Regions from separate parts of the Homo sapiens genome. Here region 1 is linked to region 2. A link is a contact called in ENCODE Hi-C or POLR2A ChIA-PET data. All regions are on one chromosome and are shown on one strand. Each heading gives the region's core, a stretch centred on a gene start or an enhancer-like site at or near the end of the contact. The rest is flanking DNA. Distances are from core to core; before and after follow the strand shown.

The links. A loop is a pair of places that touch in the nucleus more often than their neighbours do. ChIA-PET counts read pairs that join two places held with the same protein, here RNA polymerase II (POLR2A). Pooled maps may share reads with other maps.
Region 1: a map of heart right ventricle shows a loop between it and region 2 (2.2-fold over the local background). The contact joins two enhancer-like sites. A Hi-C loop is called at or near these places in 6 of 168 maps with a recorded cell type or tissue (cardiac septum, heart left ventricle, heart right ventricle and 2 more) and 5 of 50 pooled maps. POLR2A ChIA-PET finds 5 or more read pairs at or near these places in 1 of 52 experiments (H1).

What each region holds. Positions count from the first base shown.
Region 1 is chr5:171,639,159-171,642,331 of GRCh38, reverse strand. No RefSeq gene overlaps it. Among named protein-coding and RNA genes, the nearest start is that of SMIM23, 150 kb to the left of the region's middle. Within about 2 kb of position 1,556, at least 3 of the 41 ENCODE cell types and tissues checked have a DNase peak (open chromatin) inside an H3K27ac peak, as active enhancers do; they include heart right ventricle, where a contact is called at or near this core.
Region 2 is chr5:171,749,088-171,752,016 of GRCh38, reverse strand. No RefSeq gene overlaps it. Among named protein-coding and RNA genes, the nearest start is that of SMIM23, 35 kb to the left of the region's middle. RefSeq lists an enhancer at 941-1,440. Within about 2 kb of position 1,362, at least 3 of the 41 ENCODE cell types and tissues checked have a DNase peak (open chromatin) inside an H3K27ac peak, as active enhancers do; they include heart right ventricle, where a contact is called at or near this core.

The sequences.
Region 1 (3,173 bases), core at 307-2,806, 110 kb after region 2:
ATTCCTGCTCACAGAAGGGAGACCTTCTGGGGTCTGGGGAGTTTTCATGTCCTACCCATGACCTCCTACCCACCCCATGTACTCCTGCACCTGCTCAGGCCTCAGTACCCCTCACCTGGACCACAAAACTCCTCTCTGGCCTCCTTGTTCCAAGTCCTCCCCTTCCTGTCCATTCTCCACACTGCCCTTTGGTGGTTTGTCCAAAACACTACAGTAATTAGGTCACTCACTGCCTAGAACCCTCCATGGCTCCCTTTTGCCCTCAGGATAAAGACCAAGTTCCATAACTGAGCTCTTCTGGATCTCATGCCTTCAAAACTTAGTTGAAATGTTCCCTCTTCCCTGACTGTTTGCACTCTCACACACAGTTTTGTAATTTCATTGTTTACACATCAATATCCCCCACTAGACTGTAGGCAACTTCAAGGGCAACATGAGTGTTGAGTCCAGAATTTGATCATAGTAGGCAATGAAGGAATGTTTGTTGAGTAGATAAATAAATAAATTATCTAAATTGAGTTCTAGTTCTTCTGTCAACTGAGTGTATGATTCTGGGCAGTTTATTTCTCCCTCTGAGACTCAATTTCCTCATCTGTAGATTAGGGTGAATAAGGTTTTCCTTGCCTATTACATTAGCTATAGTTTTTAAACTCCAGGCCCTTTTGGAGGACAGAATATTTGCAATTCCAGGGGATGTGGGACCACAGCATACCATGTCTGAGGATTTTGGGGGAGAGTAATGAGATAATTGATGCAAAAATGCTTTGGAGCCTGTACAAAGTTAATGGATTGTTGTTCAGACCCAGTCCCTGCCTTTGGAGCTTACATTCTAGAAGGGAGATAGAAACACATGGGGTGCATTCTCTTATCACCCACCCTAGTCCATGGCAGGTATTACAAATCATTCACTGCACTTTAAGCAGGCATCTCCAATTGATTCATATCGAACTGGGAGATACAATCTATTTGCCATTCTGGCTACAGAAGGAGAAACAATCTTTCCAATCCCAGACAACCATGTTAAGTGCCTCATTGACCCCAGAGAATCAAAACCTCAGCCTCTGTTTATTGAGCACTGGCTTCAAGCCTGGTCCTCTCCCCACATAATCTCTTCCAATCTTCATGACGATCCTGCAAGTCAGAGACTATTTACTCCCATTCTCCCCTTTCACAGACCAATCTCTGAGACCAATACCTGGGGCTGCTGACCCCAGTCCACCCATTTGAGCCTGGGTCTGTCTCCAAAGGACACGCTCTTGCCACCCTTCCACACTACCTCTCTCAAACAGGAGTGCAGCAGGTCAGGCACGGGCCACAGATATCAGTGGAGCCATCCACAGGGCTGTAGAGAGAACTAACACCCAGCTACACCTTTTCCGGCAGGAATTTTTTGTTCCTGCTGTATTCAGAGGGCCTGCCAGGACTGGAGTCTGTCTGTTGGGAAAGGCGGCTCATGCTATTTTGATATTGAACCCATGTCCACGGGCCCAGTGATGGACAAGCCTTTTACACATCTCACAAATAAAACTCACAGAGTCATTTTCAGCTTGGCCCGAGCTGTGGGCACAGCCCCAGAGGACTTGGCTCTGCTAATTCTCTCATCAGCCTAATAGGAGAACAATTATCACAGTCAGGATACAAATTTAGCTCCAGACACTTCTCTGGGAACTCAGAGGGCTTGTGACTTATGGCTTCATTTTAAAGAGGAGCAGATTGTTGACATGAACTCTGGGTAGTTCTCATTTTTCTCGAGGAACTAAGCTGTACTTGCTGTTAATGGTAGAATCATTAGGTCATGGCTGAGGTCCACAAGAGGATAGGAAACCCAGCAGCTTGGATGTAGGCTGAGCTCTCTATAATTAACCTAATAGCCTGTTTATTTGACTATCTCAATTACAGACTCATTTAAATAGCATTAAAAATAAAAGATGAGCCCCAGGAGCAGCAGAAGAAACATAAGGATGCTCTTTTGTCCAAGATTTCATAGGACACTATTTGAATGCATAAAAAGCCACTGATAGAGCAGCCACCAGGAAAACTTTCTTTAAAAAACTTTAAATTGAGGCAAAAAAAATGCAAACATGAGCAAGACTGAGCACCCGCAGGCATGTTTTATAGCGAAGTCAAATGATCAGGGTTTGGATGTCAGCTCTGCCAGGGGTTGGATGAAACTTGTGCGAGTCATCTAATCTCTGGAAACCTCACTCTCCCCCTTGGAGGATCCATGGAAAGGGGTCAGCTGATATGGATTACCATCATAGCTAACACATCTTGAGCATTTATGTGCCAGGCATTGTTATACACCCTTTATTTACAGTAACTCATTTAGCTCTTACAGTTCCACGATGAAATAAGTGGTATTATCATCTTCCATTTTACAGACGAGGAAGCCGAGGCACAGAATAGTTAAGTGACAAAACAATGCTCAAGGTACCAGTGTGTGGAGTGTGGAAGCTGGGATTTGAAAGCAGGCAACCTGGCCCCAAAGTCTATGTGCATAACCTCTAGTCTACCCTGCCCTGGGAAGAACCTGCACCACCAGAGGCCTTCAAAACATGATTAAGTTGAATCTATTTCTTTTTCTTTGTGTTGCAAGCGTGGCTTTCCGATGGTTGTGCACATTTTTCTATCTGATATAAATAGCTTTTTTATTTTTCTCCCTCTGTCCCCGCTCCAAATATCAGTCAATACTGGAGAGAAAATAACTGTTTCTGGTTCATGGTGACAAGGTCAAGGCTCCTTTGGAGAATGCTTGTTGGTGCTGTCTCCGTCCTGGGCTGAGAAATCACGGCATTTATTTTAAGCTGAAACTTTCTTATATTTAAAGCTTGTCATCAGGCTGAAGTTTGTTTATTGCATTCCATAATTATGATGAATATATTTTAAATAGAAAAAGATTTGAAATGTAGGACAGCTGCAAAAAATATGGTGTCAATCACTGAGAATCAGCCCACATCTGGAGTTAGAACTTGGGTGGGAATGGCTTGTTTTGCATTTTTATGACCAGATGCATCCAGATTAGATGTACCTTATAAACTTCACCCAGACAACTGTCAGGGCCAATCAGCCTTAATTGAATGCGACATTTTCTCCACCAATCCGCCCTGAGCCCAGGCCAAGAATCCCCCCTGTATCACGCACAGGCCCTGTGTGAGCTCTGCTCGCTGTGCACA
Region 2 (2,929 bases), core at 113-2,612:
TATTTTAATTCTATTAGAAATGCTAATCATGACCCACTAATATAATCTCATGTCTCATTAATGGAGTGCAACCCACAGTGTGAAAAACACCAGCTTAACCCAATAGGACATTTATTATTTTATGTAGGAAGATGTCTAGAGACGGAGAAGCCCTTGAGATGCTGCAGTAGCTCAGCAGCCTCCTCAAGGTCACAGGTATTTTCCATAGACTTCTTTCTGCGATCTTCTGAGAATTAGGAGTGTCTCCGCTCATGGTGCAAAATGGCTTCCACATCTAGCAGTTGTTACAAGTGGACACAATTTCACCCAACAAAAAAGAGGGAAAGGAAACTTTTCCCAGAAGCCCCCAGCTGCTCCTCCTCTGGTCTCATTGGCCAGGATTGGTCACACGTCTGTGTTCCAGCTGCGAGGGAGGCTGGGAAAGCAGGTGACTGGCATTTTCAGCCTCTTTATAGGGATATGTGCTCTGCCAGAAAAGACGAAGGGAAGGGGAATGTGGTTGGGAAGGGGGCCCAGTATGAAGAGCACTGAGGCTCGGCAGGCATGAGTGCTCAGCCTGCTCTGGGCATCAGTTTCACGTTACCCAGAGGGAGAGACTAGAGAGAGTTTCTTAATGCAGGGAAACTCCCTAAGTAGAAGGTGGTTAGGTGAGTGCCTAATTGCAATGTGTCAAAAGCTACGAAAAAAAGAAAAAAAAGATGCACAGCTGTTATTGGTTCATATTGCAGGGCACTTACCTGGGCCAGGGAACTGGGGAGGCCTCTTCAGGGAAGCGACTCTCTTAAGCCAGTAAGGGGAGACGGACCATGGTGGTGGGTGGTGGGAATGGTGTTCCAGGCAGAGGGAAGAGCTCACGAGAAAGCTAAGAGGAAGGAGGGATCATGGCTGAGGTGGCATATTTATTCTACTAGTTGTCCATCTCCTGTGGGCCCAGCCCTGTACTAGGCATCAATGGCTAAGAGAGTAATGGGACATCTCCTGCCCTTGGGAATGTCATCGTCCATTAGGAAGGGTGATGTATGAACAGTCGTAACTAGAAACCAAGGGGAACGTATGCCTTCAAAATGCTATGTTATCTCTTAGTGGAGGGGACTCAGGGGCCTTCCTTGGCGGCACCTAATAGGTAGGATCCGCATGTGTAGAATTAGCAGGGGTCACGCCTTCCAGTGGAAGGGCCTGCTGTGAGCAAAGGCCTGGAGGCAGGAAGGCAGAACCAGGGGTCAGCCACTTGGCTGGAGGGCTGGGCGCCTGAAGGGGAACCAGAGGGGGTAGGGCAGGGAAGGTTAGGAGGTGGCTCCAGCCAGCATTGTCCCAGCTTCCTGCATTTAACCCCAGCCATCTGCAGCCCCAACCTTGGCTAACCCTCCTGGCAGTGAGTGTGACACTGGGCCCTAGGAGACAGAAGGAATGACTCAGGCTTTGTTCTTGTTTAGCGTATTTTTTTGCCCAAAGCAGAGTGACTCCCAGGGAGAGGCCCTTGCCTGGCCCTTCTTCTTGGCACCAGCGAAGGCGCTTGCCTCTCCAGTCTCTTTGGAGAAGGACCAGTCTCTGAATGGTCAGAGTCACTGGGTCTCGTGTCTCCCAGGATCTGCTGGGAGGGCTGCCAAGGTGGCACAGGCCCTGCTAGGAGGACCTCTAGTGGCGGTGAGGCTGGGGGCTGGGACATCCATGTTCCCTGCCTGGAGGGGATGCCCAGGCCTGAAAGTCATGGGTGATGGCCCAGGCGGAACACTCAGGGCCCGAGAGAGGGGATGATGGGAGTGCTGGTGGGCAAACCTTTGTGGCGGTCTCTGGGAGGCCTAGGAGGGGCCACCAGGAAGTGAGTTGAACAGTTTCACCTTTATGTGAGGTTTCTCAACTGCTGGCATTTGGGGTGGGATAATGCTTCACTGGCAGGGGTTGTGGGATTTTTAACAACATTCTTGCTCTCTATGCACTAGATGCCAGCAGCATGCTTCTCTAAGTTGTGACAACCAAAAAAACTCTCCAGACATTGCCAAATGTCTCCTGGGTTGGTAAAATTGCCTCAGTCTGGGAATTAAGACCTTAAGGTGAATAGAGAGAAATCTCAGCGCTTTCCTGTACAGGAGCATTCTGCTAGGACCACAGGAAAAATTGCCCACCATTCTGGGACCATGGAGATGATCATTTAGAGATGGCAAAACTAGAGACCACTGAGGTCAGCTGCTTGGCCGGAGGTCTGGGCACCGGAAGGGGAGTCACAGGGACTAAGGCAGAGAAGGTTAGGAGGCGGCTCAGGCCAGAGCCTCGTGGGGTCTGTGGGGTTGGTCTGGGCTGGGGTGATGGCAGAGGCAAGGGAGGGCAGTGATGGGTCTGAGAGGTGTTTGGGTATTAGGTTTGTGGAAGAGGGAGGAGCTGAGGGTGGCTTCTGGTTTCTGGTTCAGACCACTGTGCAGACTGCTGTTTCAAGAGCAAAGACAGGGCACTGGGACAAGGAGTAGCTGGGGTCAAGTGGCTGCGGGGACGAAAGCCAATACTCTGAACTCAGGCCTCCTTCTCTGGTCATCCCCACCCTCTCCAGCCCTGTCTGATATTTGTCCCTCAGCATCTCTGAGAACCAGCCCCCATGGCTGCTGCCCTCCAAGGCAGGGAGAATGAGCAGAGGCTTGATGGGTCACTGCCCTGGCTGGAGCAGCCTCACATCTTTCCAGCAGAAAGCTGGGGCTCTGGCTATGCTGTTGCTACCATCTGACATTAGTTCAATTTGGCTTCTTGTGGACCAGAGCCTGGGGGAGGGTTTCTAGTCAGGTTGTTAATGGCTGGGGGAGGAATGAGGAGCTAGAGAAGATGTCACTGCCCCTTCCCTGAGCATCACATGAGAGAAGGCCTTGGCCTTAGAGGACTGGACTGGAGGCAGCTGGCCCTTTAAGAAGAACTGTTCTCAGCAGGACTTCCGTGTCTTTTGGGA